Linked DNA regions of Homo sapiens: regions 1, 2, 3, 4, 5 and 7 are each linked to region 6. The links are chromatin contacts, found by Hi-C or POLR2A ChIA-PET in ENCODE. All regions are on one chromosome and are shown on one strand. The core of a region is the stretch at or near the end of the contact, and the rest is flanking DNA. Distances in the headings are between cores, read along the strand shown.

Evidence for each region. A loop is a pair of places that touch in the nucleus more often than their neighbours do. ChIA-PET counts read pairs that join two places held with the same protein, here RNA polymerase II (POLR2A). Pooled maps may share reads with other maps.
Region 1: a loop to region 6 is called in a pooled map, with 14 times the contacts of the local background. The contact joins the promoter of STMN1 here to the promoter of CLIC4 in region 6. A Hi-C loop is called at or near these places in 6 of 50 pooled maps. POLR2A ChIA-PET finds 5 or more read pairs at or near these places in 2 of 52 experiments (BJ and activated T-cell).
Region 2: a loop to region 6 is called in a pooled map, with 7 times the contacts of the local background. The contact joins the promoter of HNRNPR here to the promoter of CLIC4 in region 6. A Hi-C loop is called at or near these places in 1 of 168 maps with a recorded cell type or tissue (ovary), 2 of 37 single-sample maps with no recorded cell type and 3 of 50 pooled maps.
Region 3: a loop to region 6 is called in a pooled map, with 6 times the contacts of the local background. The contact joins the enhancer-like site here to the promoter of CLIC4 in region 6. A Hi-C loop is called at or near these places in 4 of 50 pooled maps. POLR2A ChIA-PET finds 5 or more read pairs at or near these places in 2 of 52 experiments (K562 and activated B cell).
Region 4: a loop to region 6 is called in a pooled map, with 3 times the contacts of the local background. The contact joins the enhancer-like site here to the promoter of CLIC4 in region 6. A Hi-C loop is called at or near these places in 2 of 50 pooled maps. POLR2A ChIA-PET finds 5 or more read pairs at or near these places in 2 of 52 experiments (Panc1 and activated B cell).
Region 5: a pooled map shows a loop between it and region 6 (9-fold over the local background). The contact joins the promoter of ID3 here to the promoter of CLIC4 in region 6. A Hi-C loop is called at or near these places in 9 of 50 pooled maps. POLR2A ChIA-PET finds 5 or more read pairs at or near these places in 3 of 52 experiments (H1, OCI-LY7 and WTC11).
Region 7: a loop to region 6 is called in a map of CD8-positive, alpha-beta T cell, with 16 times the contacts of the local background. The contact joins the promoter of PDIK1L here to the promoter of CLIC4 in region 6. A Hi-C loop is called at or near these places in 1 of 168 maps with a recorded cell type or tissue (CD8-positive, alpha-beta T cell), 3 of 37 single-sample maps with no recorded cell type and 11 of 50 pooled maps.

Annotation. Positions count from the first base shown.
Region 1 is chr1:25,905,136-25,907,835 of GRCh38, forward strand. It overlaps STMN1 (stathmin 1), which reads right to left and starts at 1,284. Exons shown (of 5, transcript NM_005563.4): 1 at 1,254-1,284. MIR3917 (microRNA 3917) reads right to left here and starts at 1,319; the gene lies at 1,227-1,319. It overlaps LOC105376885 (a long non-coding RNA gene), which reads left to right and starts at 1,415. Exons shown (of 2, transcript XR_947102.1): 1 at 1,415-1,511; 2 at 1,901-2,700. RefSeq lists silencers at 223-517, 297-716, 1,107-1,196, 1,217-1,526.
Region 2 is chr1:23,342,961-23,345,660 of GRCh38, forward strand. HNRNPR (heterogeneous nuclear ribonucleoprotein R) reads right to left here and starts at 1,324. Exons shown (of 11, transcript NM_005826.5): 1 at 1,251-1,324. RefSeq lists silencers at 797-866, 877-1,236, 1,747-1,866 and an enhancer at 1,257-1,841.
Region 3 is chr1:23,591,623-23,594,322 of GRCh38, forward strand. No RefSeq gene overlaps it. Among named protein-coding and RNA genes, the nearest start is that of ID3, 33 kb to the left of the region's middle. RefSeq lists enhancers at 622-1,821, 1,075-1,354, 1,078-1,849, 1,850-2,620. Within about 2 kb of position 1,434, at least 12 of the 41 ENCODE cell types and tissues checked have a DNase peak (open chromatin) inside an H3K27ac peak, as active enhancers do.
Region 4 is chr1:23,618,202-23,620,901 of GRCh38, forward strand. No RefSeq gene overlaps it. Among named protein-coding and RNA genes, the nearest start is that of MDS2, 7.8 kb to the right of the region's middle. RefSeq lists enhancers at 811-1,311, 1,312-1,812 and a silencer at 1,318-1,587. Within about 2 kb of position 1,395, at least 9 of the 41 ENCODE cell types and tissues checked have a DNase peak (open chromatin) inside an H3K27ac peak, as active enhancers do.
Region 5 is chr1:23,558,251-23,560,950 of GRCh38, forward strand. It overlaps ID3 (inhibitor of DNA binding 3), which reads right to left and starts at 1,251. Exons shown (of 3, transcript NM_002167.5): 1 at 877-1,251; 2 at 685-769; 3 at 1-165. The coding sequence starts at 1,176. The coding sequence ends at 710. The region is part of intron 2 of LOC124903876 (a long non-coding RNA gene); the gene reads left to right. RefSeq lists an enhancer at 121-250 and silencers at 1,191-1,450, 1,318-1,564.
Region 6 is chr1:24,744,084-24,746,783 of GRCh38, forward strand. It overlaps CLIC4 (chloride intracellular channel 4), which reads left to right and starts at 1,364. Exons shown (of 6, transcript NM_013943.3): 1 at 1,364-1,542. The coding sequence starts at 1,471. RefSeq lists enhancers at 673-1,278, 1,279-1,884 and silencers at 966-1,675, 1,776-1,935.
Region 7 is chr1:26,110,438-26,113,137 of GRCh38, forward strand. It overlaps PDIK1L (PDLIM1 interacting kinase 1 like), which reads left to right and starts at 1,387. Exons shown (of 3, transcript NM_152835.5): 1 at 1,387-1,478. RefSeq lists silencers at 401-680, 741-1,380 and enhancers at 1,431-1,660, 2,041-2,150.

The sequences.
Region 1 (2,700 bases), core at 34-2,533, 1.2 Mb after region 6:
ATACCCACCCCTGCTTTGTCTGTGTCTGACGTGGTGGATAAGAAAACGCCCAAGCTAATAGTAACCAATAATGTTGAACTCCTATTGTCCCTCAGGTTTAAGCTTCCTTGCCCAACAGCAAGCAAAATGTTTATGAACCTCTAGATTTTGACTTATATTTGCTGCCGTTATGTCATGAAAAATGCTGTATCTCTTGTTGATCTTTTTAACATTATGACTTTTGTAGACGCCAGCTAGTACCAAAAACGTAGGATGACAGGTTCCCAAAAGCTAGGAATTAAAATCAGAGGCAGCGACAAGATTTAAGAAAAGCAGAGAATTAGACGCAGCACCGGACCCAGGATGGGCGTGGCCCTGGTCCGGGCGAGGAAAAGAGGACCGGTCGCCCCCGGCCAATCAGAGCACGCCTTGCGCTCCGGCCCCTGGCCCCGCCCCCTTCCTCCCCGCGCCTTTTCGAATCTCCCCGAACTCAACACCCCGGAGCCCGCGCGCGTGGGAAGGGGAGGGGTGGGCGGGGCTAACGGTCCAATCCGGGTAACTCCGCCCCTGCCTGACTCCCCCTGCGCGGACGCCCCCCCCAACTCCCGCCAAAAACACCTCCAGGCCGCCGCCACCACCCCCTTCACAGTTCAGCGGGTGGGGCAGGCCCCGGGAACAGGCCCCCGGGTGGTCCCGCGGTGAGCTCGCCACCGCCTCCCGCCGTCCCCATGCCCAACCTGCCGCCACCCACGCTGTCCGCGCGTCCGGCCGCGAAGACAGAAGAACCCTCGTGGGGCCCGGGAGCGCCGCCCCTCAATCACCAGCTGCGGTCGCCAGGGGACGGTCGCAGGGAGGGTCGCGGCCCTGGCTGCCCGCAGTTTGGTCCTAAAGCCGCTGGTCCCTGGGGCACCGCCCCGTCCCTTCAGACAATGGGGAACCCGGCGGGGCCCGCAGGGAAGGGAGGGAGGGAGGGAGGTAAACGAGGGCCCACGCCCCCTATTGTCTCCTCGACGGCACCCCGGAGCGGACGCCCGGTGATCGCCCAGCCCCCTGCCCACGAACAGCCGCGCCCCCGGAGAGCGGGGACAAAGGCGAGGCTCCGCCCGAGCCACACACAAAGCGGAGCGACCCCCGCCCACCAACCCCTCCGAGGCCCGCAGCCCCGCCCGCCGCCCTGCAGCAGGGGGTCGCTGCCACGGCCCAGCCCCTCCCGCCGACCGCGTCCCTCTTGCTGGCCTCAGCCAGCCGCCGCCTCCTCCGAGCCCCGCACCCACCTGCTCAGTCCGAGCCGCCTGACCACACTCTGAGCACCAACAGACCCGGGCGCGCACAAAAGCGCCAAACAGAGGCACGTGACCTCCGCGCGGGGCTCCGCATTGGCCGAGAGCGGCGGCACGTGCCGCCCCCGCCCCCCACAACCCGCGTGGAGCGCCGCCCCCCGGGACCCCGAAGCACCTCGGGAAGTGTAGTCCTGTCCCGGAGGGCAGGAGGACAATGCCGGGGGTTGCAGGGCGCCTGGGGAGCATCCCCAGGTGTGGGCCTGGGACTAGGGGGGTGGTCTCGCCGTGGAAGAGGGCGTGGCAGTGGACCCCGGACTAGGTCCGAACCAGCTCCCCATTCTCGAGAACAAGGGCAGGGCGGAGCAGGCGGAGGGCGGGGGGGTCCTTCCCTACCTTTCCAAACTTTGGCCGCCTGGACTCCACCTTGTAGAGCCACATGCCCGCCTCGCCCCAAGGGCAGCACTCGGACAGAGCAGTGCCCCTTCTAGTGCGCCACCCACATGGGTGCCTAAGACGCCCGAGCCCCTGTGACAGCACAATGCCACTCCACGCCCCTGCAGGGCCCCCTGCCCCCGGCACCCTACACCGACACCGGCGTGTCACCCATATTGTGACATCATCGTAATTTCTAATCCACTCAGCCCACAGGTCGCGGGCGTGGCCCTTCCCTCACTGTGTGCGTTCTTGCCAGCATCCTCAGGTTCCCGAGCCGGTGACCAGGGACCTGTGCGGGAAAGCGTGGGGCTCTGGAATTTGATCGCCTTTGGTCTAACAAAGCCACTCAGCTTAAATGCAGACTCCATCTGTTCTTCCAAGCCTTCTGCGGATGATAGGGGAGGAAGAGCAATAGCCGTTCTAGACTACACAGATTGCAGTTAAGTGTTGCTTTTGTTCTCAGAGCACGTGCTCCCCAGAGCAGCACTGGGTTCTTTTTAAAAATCGAAAAAGGAGCCACAAGGTCACTGTTCTCCCTGACCTGGATAGCTCAGAACCTCAGCAAAGGCACAAAGGAAATTGGTCTGACCGTGCCTTAGAATAACTGGCCCTTTCTCTCACAAAAAGGGGAAAAAAATAAATGAAATGAACATGGTCCCCGCCTCCTCCCATTCTCTGACCAAGACCGTGTCCTCGGTTGGTGGTCAATACACCAAGACACCTGCTTTGAGATCTTGACTAAGCAGAAGAGATATCTTTATTTTATTAATGAGCTGCATCTCCCCAAATCAAGAAACAAATGTGACCAACCTTCCTGAAACAACAGTCCTAATTTAGAAAGACTCTCATGCCTAGTTAGTCACCAGGGATGTGCCAGAGATAAAATACAACTAAGGGGTGCCCAAGACAATAAAAACTGGATCATACAAGCAGCAGCACACTACACAAAGCAAACAATTAGCAATGCGCTGTTGCCTGAAATATGCTTGTTGCGGCATTTTTTCCA
Region 2 (2,700 bases), core at 74-2,573, 1.4 Mb before region 6:
AAAAACCGTAAAATAATTAGATTCCAGAAAATAAAACCTTCGGATCAAGGAAAGCCCTCTCTCTTCAAGCCAAATACAAAATGCTCATTTTGAAAAGACTTTTTATGTCATATGAGACCATTTGAAACTCATTCAAATGTGGCATTCAACACAATGCCACACAGCCAAACCATATTTCTGGATGCAGCAAATATACTAACGTGACTGGAGTCATTTGATCTAAACATTTTTGCAAAAAAAAAGGAGACATTTAAAGATTTAAAAGGGCTGCTGGGAGATTCGGGATGTCAGCACTAACTCCTCCCTGACTTTTTCTGAACCTCTCTGTGCAAATTCTTCATATTAAGAGACGGGCTTTAAAAGAACCAACGAAATGAGACTAACGGTTATCTCATGGCTTAGGAGTGTCGAGCTCTCATCCTACGACTGACTCATGAGACATCAATTCAGCCACTTGAGGACTGCAAAAATCTCAAACAGGTAGTGTGAAAGGACTGAACCTTCCAAGAAGCCCTGGGCTTTTTTAAAAATTTGGCAATACGGCCACTACCGTGTAAGAAAAAGGATCGCCTTTCCAATTTGGTGCGCCTCTGACAGTCTCAGAATTATCCATTTCAGGCGCCGCTTGGAGCCTAAGTTCTACGGCCTCTAGTAGTCATTTTTTCCTTCAAATCTCAGCCCGCGGCATGCAGAATGTGGGAGGGGAGGGAGGCTTCCCACACAAATCGGCCTTTCGGTTTCTGCTCACACAAAACTTTTCTCCCGGCTCAGATAACCCTGGGATCTGCACCCCGCCTTCCGCCCCCCACCCCCATCCCCTCAGGCCCGTCCGGATCATCAGCACATCCCTCTCGGGCTAGGCCGGCCGCGGCGGGAGCGAAGCGGCTCCGGCGGGGAGAAGCGGCAGGGCCGCGGGCGCCTCAGGCCCTTCGCGGGATCCGGCCGCATGGAGCAGCGAGCGGAGGCGGGAAAAGCACGGCCGGCCCCAGCAGGCCGCGCGGAGAGCGCCCAGCGGGCCGGACCGCGGGCTAAAGGGGCGGGGGGAGGAAGAGCGAGGGCGAGAAGCGTTTCGGCCGGGCTAGGCCCACAGCCGCGCGGGCGGACTAGACCGAAGCCGCCCCCAGCCCGTCCCCACCCCCACCCCGGGGCCTCGGAGCGCAAACGAAACGGGACCAGGCACGGAGCCCGGGCTGAGTCGGGTCGCATCGGGGCTCCCGGCCCCTCCCCCCACGGGCCGGCGCGAGACTCACCAGGGCAGAGCGGGGGCCGGCAGCCGGGCCCGTGAGAATCAGCGCGAGGCGCTTTGAAAACGACTAGAAATGGCGCGCGCGCCACCCCCTCCCCCCCCTGATGGACTGAGACGCGATCCCGGCAGCACGCGGGGTTTCCCGGAACTGCTTCCAGGGACTCCGAGCTACGGGGCAATCGCTTGGCGAGGCGGCCTGACAGGCAGCTCAGACGACCAGTAGTATCCAGGCAAAACGGACCACGCCGGACGACTCGAGAGCCAATCGATGAAGCTGCCGGCTGAACCAATGAGGGTGCTCAGCGCCCCTGGCTGGGGCGCCTCCGGGGCGGGGGCAGGCACACAAAGGGGTCTGTGGTGGAAGCCCTTGGTGGCTGCAAGGCTTGGGGGCGCTGGGTCCTGGGTGGACGAAGCTCCTCCCTCTTCGTCTGCCGCCGATGCGAGGCCGAAAATCTAGGCCTCGCGCCGCGTGGCCGCCTCCGGAGCCCCGCCCCCTATGGTCAGCACTGGCCCAGCTCCGCCATGGCGCTTGCGTCCCGCCACCGGCCGCCCTTAGCCCCCGAGTCCTCCCTCGCACCCCCGCGGCCGGCGTTCCCCCCAGACACGCCCATAGCCACGCGTTCGGGCCTCTTTCGGTCATCTTTTCGCCTCTAGTGAGCACACGATTTAAGGATGATTTGGCTCGTCATTTTGCTGAGGATTTTGTCTAGATAATCATTCCTTGGAACGATCGGAGAAATGCCTCTTTCCCTCCCTGGCTGCCGTCCACACATCGTTGGTGGCAGACTGTGAGGGAAATCGTTAAAATGACTCAAAAGCAATGTGTAACACAAGTGATAGAGCAGGGAGCTTTTCCCCACAGGGTTTGGAGCTACTTGATATTCATAAAATAAAGCAGCTATATACATCTCTGAAGCCAAAAGAGCCATGCAGGGGAAAGGGGTAATTCCCAAAGGACACTATAATTCGTGTTAGTCCTAAACCTATTTCTCACCTGCCATTCCTACTGATTTGTTCCCTGTCCTTAGTCCAAACCTGTCTCGTCTCATAGAAACCTTCCGAACTCACTTCTGTGGTGCAAGCGCTTTTTTCCCAACCCCAAACTCCAATGCCCCACCCTTAGGAAGTGGAGGAAGTCAAGCAGTGGTCTGCAGATTTCCAGATGCACTCAAGGATGATTAAATTTCTCAGAACCTACAAACCTATATTTAATTATTGAAAACGGGCGGGGCGTGGTAGCTCATGCCTGTAATCCCAGCACTTTGGGAGGCCGAGGCGGGTGTATCGGTCAGAAGTTCGAGACCAGCCTGATCAACATGGTGAAACCCTGCCTCTACTAAAAATACAAAAATTAGCCCGGTGTGGTGGCACGTGCCTGTAAACCCACCTACTCCGGAGGCTGAGGCAGAAAAATCGCTTGAACCCGGGAGGCGGAGGTTGCAGTGAGCCAATAT
Region 3 (2,700 bases), core at 184-2,683, 1.2 Mb before region 6:
GCTGTTGACACAGGTTAGAAAAACTCGTCCTCTTTTGGGGGAAGGGCAGGGTGGGGTGAGAAAGAGTTTAAAATAGGTGACCTTTTCAAGCAGATGCGGGAGGAAGGAAGAGCCCGCTGACATCACAGCTGAGAGGCCCAGAGCTCGGTTGTGGCCCAGGGGCCAGCGCTACCAGGGCAGGCCCCCAGCCTGAGTCACTCCCACCTGTAAGTCAGGCGACCAGGCCAAGCCTGGGGGTGGGGGCACTGTTCTGAGAGGCATAGGGCGGGCAGAGAGAGGTGGCAGCTGCTGCCCACCCGGGACCTCCTCCTTTCGTCCCTCAGGCCTCCTCCAGCCATTCACTGTCCTCGGCATTATGGAGGCCTGGGCAAGGCACAGGTCCTCGGTTTCCCCATCTGGAAAGGGGAGTGGAGGGGGAGGAAGGATTTGGGCTCAAAGGTCTCAGAGGATCAAATCCAGGCATCTCTGTTTGTCATAGATGACCTCACCCCAGCTATTGATCTCCACTCCCTTGCACCCACATCTGCCTTGTGTTCCTGTCTCTGGGCCCCCATTCAAGCTCTTCATCCTCCTCTTCCCCCGTTCCCCAATATACTAGTACCTCCTCTCCTAAGCAAACACTTTCCACCCTCCAGGCTTGGGGAGGCTGGGTGCAGGAGAGGAAGGAACATGGGCTTTGGAGCCTGACAGCTGGTTCCAGATCCGGCCTTGTCCCTGACACCTTTCGTCTATTGTCACCCTTTTGACCTCAGTTTTCCTTTCTGTAGAGTGGGTATATCTACCTTCTACATTGTGGTAAAGATTTTTTTTAAAAGCCTGTTGTGAAAGTTTGTTTCCTTTGCCTTTTTTTTTTTTCTAGTTTGTTACTGCTGCTCTGAAGCTTTTCAGCATTTCTTGAAATAATGAATTCCAGTAACACTGATAGCTCTTGGCCGGCCCACCATGAAGCCCTTGATCCCAGCCTGGCTGAGAATAGACTGTTTCACACATCACTAACTCTGCCCCAGCCTCTGGCTCAGAGCTAGTAGCAGGACATGAAGGTTTACTGAACACCAAACAGATGGTGAGTGCCCTGCTAAGAACTTCACATACATCTGCCCCCTCCATCCTCCTCACTGTGAGGAAGTGTCATCGTCCCCACCAGAAAAACAAGGACTGGGAGGTGTCCTGACTTGCCCAGGCAGAGACTGGTGAGTGATGAGGCTGGAAAAGTGACAGGGCCCAGTTCTTGAAGGGCTCTGAATATATTTTATCTTTTTAATCATTTTATTATTTTTATAGAGATGGGGGCCTCACTATGTTATCTAGGCTGGTATCCAACTCCTGGCCTCAAGTGATGCTCCCACCTCAGTCTCCCAGAGTGCTGAAATTACAGGCATGAGCCACCATGCCCAGCTGAATACACTACCTTAAGGGCAGTGGAGAGGTTTTAGACAGGGAGGCAACATGATCAGACTTGGGCTGAAGGCTGGGTGGGGTTGAGATAGGTAGGGAGGAAAGAGAAGGGTAATAGTTTGATTTCTGCTTCCCAGAGTTGTAAGAAGGGTGAGCTTGCCTTGTCAAAGAGGGAAGGTGATTGGGCAGGGCAGATGGGAACACAGCTAACACCTGTGAACTGGAATGAGCCATGTGAGCTGGGATTGGGTGAGAAGCTTGGGATGGGCGCACGTTGCCTAATACATGGCCTTAGGCAAGTTATTTGGCTTCTCTGAATCTCAAGTTTCTCATCTGTAAAATGGGCTTAATCACAGTATAACTTCCTGAGGAGCCGTGAGACTTCAGCAAGATAATTAAGACATGCAAAGCACTTACTTGGACCAGGGCCTGGCATAGAACAAGTGCTCAAGAACCACCAAGCACTGTGAAAAGCGAGACATCATCGTGATTTTTATTGTAATCCTCATGGCTCTTGGGATAGCCTTTCCAGTCGGCTGGGGGCTTCAACTCCCAGGAGCATTCCCAAGCCCAGCAGTTTCAGGTGGGCTCTGTTAGCTGATGTTTCCCTGCTTCCTGGCAGGGAGGGTGGGAATGGCAGCCAAGAGTGCAGGTGTCACGTCCCCTCCCTCCCCATCTATTTCCAGCGTAGCTGCCTGAGGCCACTGCCAGGTGTGGGTGGTGAGTCAGAGCCAGGCTGAGAGGACAAGGCAGCCCCGGGGGCCTGAAGCTGTCTCAGCCTCCCTCCCTCGGCCTTTCCCATGGGCATTTTGAAGGGGGAAGGCTGGGCCAGTGCCCAAGGGTCCTCCATCAGTGTCACATAGAGGACACAGGGTAGAGACCCAAGGTCCCCCAATCTACCTCTTTGCTGGCTGGAGGTGGGGGCAGAGGCCATGTTCTATTCATCTCTACCTCCAAGAATATCTAAGACAGGGCTTGGCACATAATAGGGATGCAAGAAATGCACGTTGACTGAATGAAGCAATGTTTGTTCAGGACTTTAGAGGAGCAGGATTTGTTCATGAGAACAGACTATGAGCTCTGCAGACAGACAGACAGACAGAGAGATAGACAGGGTTTATATGACCCCGGATAGGGGAATTTGCCTCTCTGAGCCTCAGTTTGCTCATCAGTGAAATGGGGATAACAATGTGTACTTTATATTAAGGACTGTTGTGAGGTGTAAGTGGGGCAACCTCAGGAAACTGTCTACTGTGCCTGAGACTATATCTATAATAACATTGATCACATTTTGTTGCAAGTATG
Region 4 (2,700 bases), core at 145-2,644, 1.1 Mb before region 6:
TGTCACCCAGGCTGGAGTGCAGTGGTGTGATCTTGGCTCACTGCAAATTCTGCCTCTGGGGTTCAAGTGATTCTTCTGCCTCAGCCTCCCAAGTAGCTGGGATTACAGGCGTGCACCACCATGCCCGGCTCCAATTTGACTTTATCTTGAATCCATTTCCTCTCCCCATCCTGCATTTCAGTCACGTTTCACGCCCTTTTCCTGAGCACACTACCCCCTTTCTTGTCTCTGGACTTTTCTGCTGGAATCCGTCTCTGTCCAGCACGTGCCTTGCCCCTCTCCCCACCTGAGCTACAACCATTTTTCAGAGAGTCCCGTCAAGGCTGACTCCTCTGGGAAGTACCCCCTGTACCAGCCTGATCCCCCTTGCCCAGAGAGTCGGCTTCCCCCCTCTTCTGTGCTCCCATCACACCTGGGCCTTTGCGTCGTGGGCTAACTGGGACATGAGCCCCCAAGGGCAGGACCCAGCCTGACCTTCCTCTCCACCCTTGGGCCATCGCTGCACACTGCAGTGAGCTCCATGGGTAAAGGGGAATGCCATCCGGCCCTTCTCACAGGGATCCTCCTGGCTCATCTCATTTGGTTCTTGACTCATCCTTGACTCTTTAGGGCAAAGAGGCACCTGGAAGAAATAATTACAGTCTTTGCATGTGGGTAGTACTTCGCAGTTTACCAGGTGTTTCTGAGTTTCTCATTGGTCTTTATATGTCTGTGGGTTTCAGGGAAGTTGTTGTCAACCCCATTTTACAGATGGAAAGCTTGGTTCAGAGAGTTAGGGATGGAGCCAATCCCCAGTCTTGGGCAAGCCCCTGACCCTGAAAATCCTTTTGTGATCCAAGCCCCCCATTTCCTAAACGTGTGCTGAGAACCAGGGAAAACCGGGGTATCCAAGTAAGAAGAGGGAATGCAGATTCTGGCCTGGGCTAACAGCAACAGTAATAATGACCCCACGGCAGCCACTGCCCTTGTCCTGCTCTGCGTTCCATCCACGTCACGAGCATCATCTGCTTATGAGGAAGGGTTACTCATTCCCATGTTACAGATAAGGAAACCGAGGCCCAGCAAAGCTAAGAGACTTGCCTTTCTTGGCCAGTTTCCTTCCGATGCCTTGGTGATCGCTACAGCCCTTTACAGTTTGTAACTTTAGCACCCCTTTCCTGATCTCTCCAGTCTAGCACTGGTAGGTGGACGTGCTCCCATTTGACAGAAGCAGCAACTGAGGTTCAGAAGTCAAGGGTGGAGCTGGGAGACGGCTCTCAGCCTTCCGATCATGGGAGCGCGCCCAGAGCCTGGTGGCGCAGCTCTGGCGGGGAGGCGGGGAGCAAGCGATAGGGCCGCGAGTGGGAGTCCGCGTCTCCTCCCCGCCAGCCGCCGCCGCCGCCGCCGCCGCCACAGCAGAGCCTGGCTTCCCCGCAGCAAGCGCGGCAGGTGCGCAGCCGGTGGCGGCGTCGGCGCGGCGGGTGCGCCCGCGTGGGCGTGGGCGAGGGACCTGGGCGGGCGGGGCCCCACGCCCATCCTCCCTCCCCCCTGCCCTCTCTCCCGTGGCTGGCGGCAGGTGAGTGGGTGTCGAGGAACCGCCAGGCAGCGGAGAAAACAGGACGCCGCAGAAATCAGATTACTCACCTGCAGCTGCTACTACCCAGGGCTAATAAAAGCAGAGCTTCCTGTTGTTTCTTTATTACCGCCCTCTGCCTCCCTCCGCCCCAATCCGCTCCCAGCTGCAGCCAGAGCCCTAACTGATCGCCAGAAACCGGTTGCTTGGGGTCCAGACCAATCCAGTGCCTGAAATACCCTCTGTGCCGCACAGGGTTGGGTTAATGCTTCCTCAAGGGTGGACTTCGGTCACCTGCATGGGAACCACCTGGGGTGCTGGTTAACAACACACATCTCCAAATACGGCTTCACACCTGCTCGATCAATTCCTGCAGTTTGGGGCCCAAGAGCAGAATTCATAGGAATCTCAGGTGATTTGTAGGCAGGCTGAAGTTTGAGAACCACCGAGTCTGGATGTTGTAGGTTCAGATGATGTGGGTTTCCTGTTCTCAAATGCGACCCACAAGTTAGGGATGAAACCTATCCCCAGTCTTGGGCACGTGGGGCAGAGCCTCAGTCTGCTTATTTGTAAAATGGGGGTGAAAATAATACAGACCTCTCAGGACTGACTGAAACAAGGCTCAAATGGAGAATACACTTATCGTGATTCCTAGCGATTGCTCCTGGAGTGTATAGACCAACCAGGACTAGGCACGGAGTACCATCCATGGAGTGTGAGGGGCAGGATGAAGAAGCAGGCAGAATGGACCTCGGCTGGGAAGGGGCCATGATTCACCCTGGGTGCACTGAGAAAGACTTTTCACCGTTGAGCTTCTCCAGAGTCCAGTCCCCCTCACACCAGGAAAATGTTCCTGCCCAGGGCATGGACAACCCTGATGGCTAGATCCAGTGACCTCTTCTCAGCCCTTCTGTGACACCTGACTCTGGAGTGGACCTCACCTTTCTCCTCCAAGCTGTCACCTCCCTCAACTTCAGGGCAAGTTTGGATCCCCTTCTTCGTCTTCCTCCTATCTAGCTAGCAGCTCCCTTGCAGGCCCCCGCAGCCCTTCCTCCTCCTGCCTCCGCAGTCATGGGCACCTCGGCCTACTGCGCAGCCTCTACATCCTCCCAGGACAACTCACCCACTCCCAGTTACCTTCTTTAAGC
Region 5 (2,700 bases), core at 1-2,500, 1.2 Mb before region 6:
CCACAAGTTCACAGTCCTTCGCTCCTGAGCACCAGGTTTAGTCTCCAGGAAGGGATTTGGTGAAGTCAAGTGGGCAGGGCGAAGTTGGGGCCCATCCCTGCCGTCCGGCTTCCGGCAGGAGAGGTTCCCGGGGTCCCAGGCAGAACGGGCGCCAGCACCTGCGTTCTGGGCGGGGGAGGAAAGAAGACCAAGGAGCAGTCAGTTTCCGCCGAGCGTGCCGAGGCGGGGGCCGTCCGCAGACTGGCCGGCGCCAGGGAGGAAACTTGGTCTGTACCTCCAGCTGATAACTCCGCGCCCCACGCTGCCCCCACCCAGTTGGCGCCAAAGACCACAGGCGGAGCTTGCGCTACCCCTCCTACTTGGAATTGACACTAGCTGGGAGGGGGCTGCCGAAGACAGCTCCCTATACAACATGGAACAGAAAGACTTGTATTTAGTCGGACCCATGTCTACTTTGCCAGACCCTCGGCCACTGCGGGAGGGCAGGGCCCAGGCGCATTTAAGGCTTAAATGCACATCACATGGAAACTGACTCTGCCATTCATTTGATGCAACCATGGGCAAGTCACTTGTCCCTCTCTGGCCTCAGTTTCCCTAAACCGAGTGAGTGGCAATTTTTCAAAACGTCTGCCAACTCCAGGACTTGCCGTTTAAACCTCCCTCTCCAAGAGAGGAGATACTCACCTGGAGGTGTCAGGACACGGCCGAGTCAGTGGCAAAAGCTCCTTTTGTCGTTGGAGATGACAAGTTCCGGAGTGAGCTCGGCTGTCTGATTAGAGGAAAAGAGGGAAGAGTTACGCGAGGCAATCGGGAGCTCCGAGGGTCCCGCAGCATCCTTGCCTGGGTGTTCAGCCCTGTCCCGACTTCGAGGCTTACCTGGATGGGAAGGTGGGGGCCATCAGGGGGTCCAGGGGCTGGCTCGGCCAGGACTACCTGCAGGTCGAGAATGTAGTCGATGACGCGCTGTAGGATTTCCACCTGGCTAAGCTGAGTGCCTCTCGGGACTCCGGGTACCAGTTCCCGCAGGCGGGAGTAGCAGTGGTTCATGTCGTCCAGCAAGCTCAGCGGCTCCTCAGCTGCCGGGCCCTTCCCTCGGCCCCGGGCGATGGCCAGACTGCGTTCCGACAGGCAGCACACCGCCTCGTAGCAGCCGCGCACCGGGCTCAGCGCCTTCATGCTGGGGAGTGAGTCCAGAGGTGCCCCAAAGAGAAAGAAAACCAAAAGAAGTCCCGCTACAGTGACCTGCAACGCGCGCACGCTCGCCGCGGCGGTCACTTATAGAGCCTGCCTGGAAGGCACGCCTCTTTATTCAAAATGGCCCGCCTCGGCCCTGCCCCCGCCGGCCCTGGGCGTTCACAGCCCGCTTAAATTGCAAACAGGCTTCCTCCGGCTGGTCTGACGCCGAAGACCGCGGAGCCGCGGATTCAAAGAATGAGGAAGCGCTGATACCGGGGAGAGGCGGGCCTCTCCGCCAGCAAGGATTTAAAAATCACTCAAAACCATTAACTTCCAGAATTTGCTTTTTCCTGGCAGCACCCCAGATCTTTGAGCTTCCCTGCCCCCTGCCAGTCCGCCTTTAGCCCAACACTGGTTCGAGCCACAGCTCCTCCGAGGTCATAAATCCCTGAACAGCAAAGAAGCTCCCCCCACCCCCCGTTTTTTTTAAGCGAAAGATTTTTCAAGGGAAACTTGTAAGGAATTAGTGCCGCCTTGTTCCCCAATTTGCTGTTCGTCTGACCTCCAGACTCACTGGCGTCAGGAATTATCTTGTGACCAGAGGGAAAAAAAATTAATTGCGGTGAAGCTGAGGTTACAATGAAGAAAACAGATTTGCGCTAGGCGCTGAGATTGCAGAAGGAGGAGGGAAAGGGGGTTTGAGCAAAGAACACTATTTATTTGAGCAACAGGGGAAAAGAAGAAAGCTTGAGCCCATGCTTTTTGCATGGGGAAAAAAGGAGCCTGGACCCTCTGCCCCATAAACTCCATAACGAACTAAATATATGCACAGTTGTGCTTTGTGAGTTCAATTAGAATTTTGGACAAGGTTTTAAATATGGAGGCACAGATGGGACAATTTCTACATAAACCTTTTTAAGAGCCCCCCCCCACCCAATTGGGTCAGCAAATTTCTTAACTTCCCCTCTCTTCACTTTCCACACACCTCTGTGTAGAAAACAGTGGTAATTTCATTGCTCTATTGTCTGTCCCTTTCTGCTATGGAAGGGCAGGCCACCTGGACTTGATTATTCTTAGCCCTGCTGAAGTAGCTCCAGCTCCATCTGAAAGACCAGGAAAGGAACCAGAGGGCCGGCAAACTAAGTCCTGTATTGCAACAGGACACTGTGCTCAGTATTCTTTGATTCTTTGCTTGCCTTCTTGTCACCTCCCTAGACATTTGGGGACCTGCACTTCCAAGATGCTGCTTTCCATTTTGGAAATGACCAAGTGGGATTCCCCCAATAGTTGCTTTCCTAATGAATCATTGGTGAATATTTATGGAGTCCCTCCGCATAAAACAGTGGCTCCTGCTTTCAAGAATCTCACAATTTGGGGAGACAAGATTAACACAGGAAACAAGAGTTCGATAATGTGTGGCACTGATTAACAGGACAAGGGGGGCTCAGAGCCAAAGAGAGTCGCAAAACGGTTGAAAAGGACACTGACTGGGAATTGAGAGCCCTGGGTTCATCATGCTAGCCC
Region 6 (2,700 bases), core at 114-2,613:
GTTTGCGGACCACCTACTTCAGAATTGTCCTGGTGCTTGCTAAGATGTGGATTTCTCTTTTTCCCAGAGGATCTGGGAAACACAAAAAGCGGGGCTGCGTGTAGCACCTAGGTGATTCTGATGCACACTCAAATTTGACAGGTGAGCCGGGGGGAAGAAATGGGTGTGGGCAGTGGGGAACAAGATGGACAACGACTTGGAAGTCCTTAGTGGCCTGCAGGCACTGAGATTGCAGTTCAAGATCTTGAGCTTTGGGAGTTGTTACTCTCCAAGGGCTAGCTCAGAGCCTGAAACACAGTAAGGTTTCATAAATATTTGTGAATATGCGCCCGGCGCGGTGGCTCACGCCTGTAATCCCAGCACTTTGGGAGGCCGAGGCGGGCGGATCACGAGGTCAGGAGATCGAGACCATCCTGACTAACACGGTGAAACCCCGTCTCTACTAAAAATACAAAAATTAGCCGGGCGCGGTGGCGGGTGCCTGTAGTCCCAGCTACTTGGGAGGCTGAGGCAGGAGAATGGCGTGAACCCGGGGCAGAGTTTGCAGTGAGCCGAGATCGCGCCACTGCACTCCAGCCTAGGCGATAGAGCCAGACTCCGTCTCAAAAAAAAAAAAAAAAAAAATATATATATATATATATATATTTGTGAATATGCTGGCTGCCAAGATCGAAACGATCAGGAGCGTCAAAGGGAAAAACGAAGTCAGAGGCAGAAGAAAAAGGTGTTCCCCAGGCGATGAAAACTTTCCAGTAAGTTGTCTTGGAAAAGGCAACTCCGCGTAATAGAGGGACTTGGGGAGGTAGCCGCTGCGGGAAAGGGCGATGAGTCCTGGGGTGCTGCAGCGGGGGAGTGGGTAGGAGGCGCCTCCTAGCTTCCCCAGGGCGGCCGAGGCATGAGGTCACCTGGCACAGCAACAGCAGCAGCTGCGGAGGACGCGCAGGCGCTGCGGCGGGAGGCAGTGTCAGGCTCGGGCCCCTGGGGAATTCCTCCCCTCCTTTCCCCCCCGCACCAGTCCCCTAGAGAGGCGTACCCGGGTCCCGCCCGCCAGAGCCTGAGCTTTGTACCGCCCACCAAGGCCACGCCCCCTACCAGCTGTGGGGCGCCGCAGAGGTCCTTTCTTCGGCTCCGGAGCGGTCCCTCCGCCTTCCCCGCTCGAGGCCACGCCCCCGTGCTCCTGCCGCCTTATTTTCCCCGGAGAGTCCCGAGGCGCCGCGCCTTGGCCCTGCCTACAGCCCGAGGCCCCGCCCCCGGCGCCCCTCCCAGCCGTTTGAAGCGGCTCGGGCTGCGGCTGGCTCAGAGTGGCGCGGGGGGCGTGGGGCGGTGCTGAGGAGCTGAAGCCGTGGCCAGCTCGACGCCGGACAGTCCAGCGAGCAGCACGGCGGGAACCGGCAGCCGGAGCAGTCCCGGAGCAGAAGCAGCAGCAGCAGCAGCAGCCCTCGCCGTTCGCGGAGCGCAGCCGAGCCGGCCATGGCGTTGTCGATGCCGCTGAATGGGCTGAAGGAGGAGGACAAAGAGCCCCTCATCGAGCTCTTCGTCAAGGTGAGCGCTCGCCTCGCGGTCCCGCCCGGCAGATCCCCCGGCTCCCTCCCGGCTGCGGGGAGCGGCGTCCCGGGGCTCTCCTGAGGCGCCCCCGCTCGGCGCCAGCACCCGTCCCGCTGCGGGCACCCGCGCCCCCGGCCCATTGTCTGGGGGCCGCCCGCGCCTTCCCGCCTCCGAGGGCCCGTCGAGGGGTCCGGGTTGGGGACCCGGGCGGCGGCCACCGTCTCCAGCGCGTAGGCATCGGCGGACGCCAGACCAGCGTCCCGCGCCCGGGTGGGTCGGGAAGAGCCCACGGGCGGGACTTGCCTGCCCCGGGGCCCCAGCGCCGGGCGCGCGCGGGTCCTGTCACCACCCCCCGCCCGGGCGCCGGGGCCCGGCCCCACCCGCTCCCCAGCGCTCCGGTCCGCCGCCCGGAGCCCGAACTGCGGCCCGCCGCCCGATGAGCTTTCAAACGAACTTCTTTGAACGCGTTTTTGAAAAAGCATTTGCTCCCCACTGGTCTGAAACGGAAACTTTAATTTTCGATGCAATCTTAAACAAATTTACCAAAGAGCAGGTGCTCTTGGACCTTCGGAAAAGACCGAGATTCCCAACTTGTGTTTTTCTGTCTTGGGCATTTACTGGCTTTCTCGTTTCTCAAGCGCGGAGTGTTCTGTATGATGCAACATTTTGGCTTCTCCCCCCGGCGTTGCTGCTTCGGGAAGGATTGTGTGTGCCCTTTTGTTTTGAAAGAAATTGAGGGAGAGAATTCTTAACTTGCTTGGGCTTTAAAGGGTTGGTTTTCCCTTGTGTCTTCAGCTTTCATGTGTGGAATTTATTTGCTTACACATACTACCCCTCTTCCTTTGCTTTTCTCTTTAATACTTTTTATTTTAGCAAAGGAGAGAGTCGAAGTTATAAACATCTGGATCCAGCTCCTTCCCTCAAAACTTAAAAAAAACACTTTGAGCTTCTTCCAGCCACTTAAAAAGCCAGGCTCATTCAGAGCTAGGCAACATACCGGAAAGTAAATGGTCATCTAGAACTATTGGGTTCTTTTTTTTCCCCGAGTTTTTACTTTAAAGAAAGGACATTTCAGGATGTGTTTAAGAGATAGAGAAGGGCTGGGCGCGGTGGCTCATGCCTGTAATCGCAGCACTTTCGGAGGCCGAGGTGGGA
Region 7 (2,700 bases), core at 137-2,636, 1.4 Mb after region 6:
CCAAAACAGACACTTCAGTGAGAAGAGGCAGAGGTGTTTCCTCACCTGTAAAAACAGGATAATAAAACCTACTCTTGTGGGGTTTGGTTAGGATTAAGCAAGATCATTTATATAAAGACCTAACCCAGTGCCAGACTCTCGGGAGAAGGGGCATAAAGGACAGAAAATAAAATGAGTTGATCTTTGAGCACAGCGACAGGGATTTTTTGTACATCGTGCCTTACAGAGCGAGCGCTGGGAGGAGGAATCATCACCCTGCTGAGAAGTAATGGGTGCAGAATAAATCGAGTAAGAAGGAATGGACTTTTCTGGCGGATGCTTACTGATCTAACAACTGGATGACTGAGGAATGCGGTCCTAAGTGACCCCGGGCTGGCTGTGGGGCCAACAGCGTGCGGGATCTGACTAACAGCGTGTGGCAGCCGAGCGACTGCAGCAGCGGCGGGGACCCCATTGACTGTCCAGCCCCGAGAGCGGCAGGAGCGCGGTGGATCCTGGCTCGGACCAAGGCCTCTCCCCTGCGCCGACTGCAGACCAACCCTCCACCAGGAGCCTCGCGGGGGGGCGCCGTGGGCACCGCAGCCAGGTGCAGGCGCCTCCGCGCCCTCACTCCCCACGCCGAGGAGGTGGCCCTGGCTCCCTGCGGCCGCAGCCGGGGAACAATGAGGCGCCGGCCTCTTTAAGGGAGATACCACCGCGCCGGCGGGGCAGGGGACGGCATCCTCCCAGATGATCGCACCCAGCCCCGCGCCGCCGCCGCCGCCGCCGTCTCCGCAACTGCACCGCCCGCAAACATGGCTCAGTGACTCGGAGAAAAGCTGCAGTCTCCCTCCCGGCGGGGCGGACGCCAGGCCTCCTTGGTCGGGCCGCACCTCCCCGCAGGCCCGCCAAAGAGCACCGCGCCCCGCAGGCACCCGAGACCCGCGCGGAAGATGCACCGGGCGTTCCACCCCAGCGAGCCCCGCACCCCAGCCCGCAGCTCGGTAGGTCGGAAGGGGGCGGGTAGAGGGAGGGGAGGCCGCGGCCGGGCGCGCGCAGCCCCAGGCCCGGACCTGCCGCTGCAGACGGTCCCCGGGGCCGCGGGCCCTGAGCGCCCGCTGCGGCTGGAGGGTGGCCGAGCCCCGGCGTGGCGTGGCCTCGCGGTTCCCGAGCCCGGCCACCCCTGCGGGGAGCAGCACCAGTGGTGCGCTCCGGAGCGCGCACACCTCCGACGACTCCCGGCTCTGCAAATCCTCGAGAGAGGGAGGAGGCGAGCGGAGCGCCGGCCGCGCGCCTCGTCGGTGGCGCGGAACGTCCCGGCTCGCGCTACGGAAAGCCGGAGGGGGGCGGGGCCGTCGGCGTAAGGGGGTGTGTCCGCGCGCACCACGGGGGCGCGCGCCGGCTGCTGACTGGAGGCGGCGGCAGCGGAGGCGCGAGCTGCCCGATAATGGCGGCCTGCAGAGCCCATGAGAGGGAGAAGCGGCAGCGTCTACCCTGAGGTAAATCTGGCCTTTCGGCGTGGCGGAGAGGTCTTGCTGCAGAGCCGATGGCCCTGCATGTGCCTCCCTCCCTGGGAGGCTTGTCACAGACGTGTCAGCGGAGTCATCCTGGGGAAGGCCCTGCGCTCCTCAGGCCACCGACCCCAGTCGCGGCCTCCTCTCATACCGGGGCCACCTCCCCCCGGCCCTCAGCCCCCAGCCCCGAGGAGTTGAGGCAACTGCAGGGCTGGCTCCTCAGAGCGAAGGGGCTCAGGAGGCTCCCCTCCGGGCTTCATCTGAGCACGGCCGAGGAGGGGGAGGGCCTGACACTTGGCCAATGAGCGCGGCCTGAGCCGCCGCGTCGGGCAACACCTCTGGCCGCGACTGGCCCTTCCCGGGCGCCGGCAGGTGTCTGGCCTGGCCGGCTCGCGTCCCAGCGCCTGGTTAGAGCAGCGGGAGCGAGGGCCCGCCACTTTCGGTCGAAAGTCACTTAGGTTCGCATCGGATGCATCATTGGATCCGGGATCCCACGGGTTTCATAAACACCTCTCTCCTCCCTATTCAGGAAGGTGCTCTTCCCCATGGGGACTGTACCAGGCTGGAGAGGACATGGCACTGCTTCAGAGACACGAACCACCTTGAGTGGATGTGATTGGCGATCCCCGTAGAGCAGGAAAGCTCGTCTGCTGTGCAGCCGGCGCAGAGGATTCTGTGGCAGGAAATTAGACACTAGGAAATTCAGTAGCGATTTGAAGGGTGGGTGTCCAGTTAGAGGAAGTGGGACTGAACACAATCTCAGAAGTCATTTCTTTTTATTAAATCTATCCTGTAGACTTAAAGCAGTGGATCCCAACTTCTCAGGCTCTAGGGTCAGTAGCCTTTTGCTTCCCCAGCTGTACAGAATAAATATTGTACAATCTCAGGTTACTTTTCTAGCCCGTGGTCACAATCTACAAATGAGAATTCGTTCATGAAGTTGGTTATAATCTAGAAATTCTTTGGGCGCTGAGGAAGCCCACTTTAGACTTTCTCCATTCAACACATGAGCATTTCTGTGCAGGGCCTTTGCCCTCGCCTTTAAACCGTTCAGTAAGTTGAATTCCCAAGAACTCTGTCAGAGAGCCCCTTGATATGCAGGATCTTTGTTGGCAAAAATGACCTAGAACTAAATAGATATTGTTTACTCCAGCTGTCTTATGACTAGGAAAAAGGAAACATAAAAATTTTAAAATAGCTATTGTTA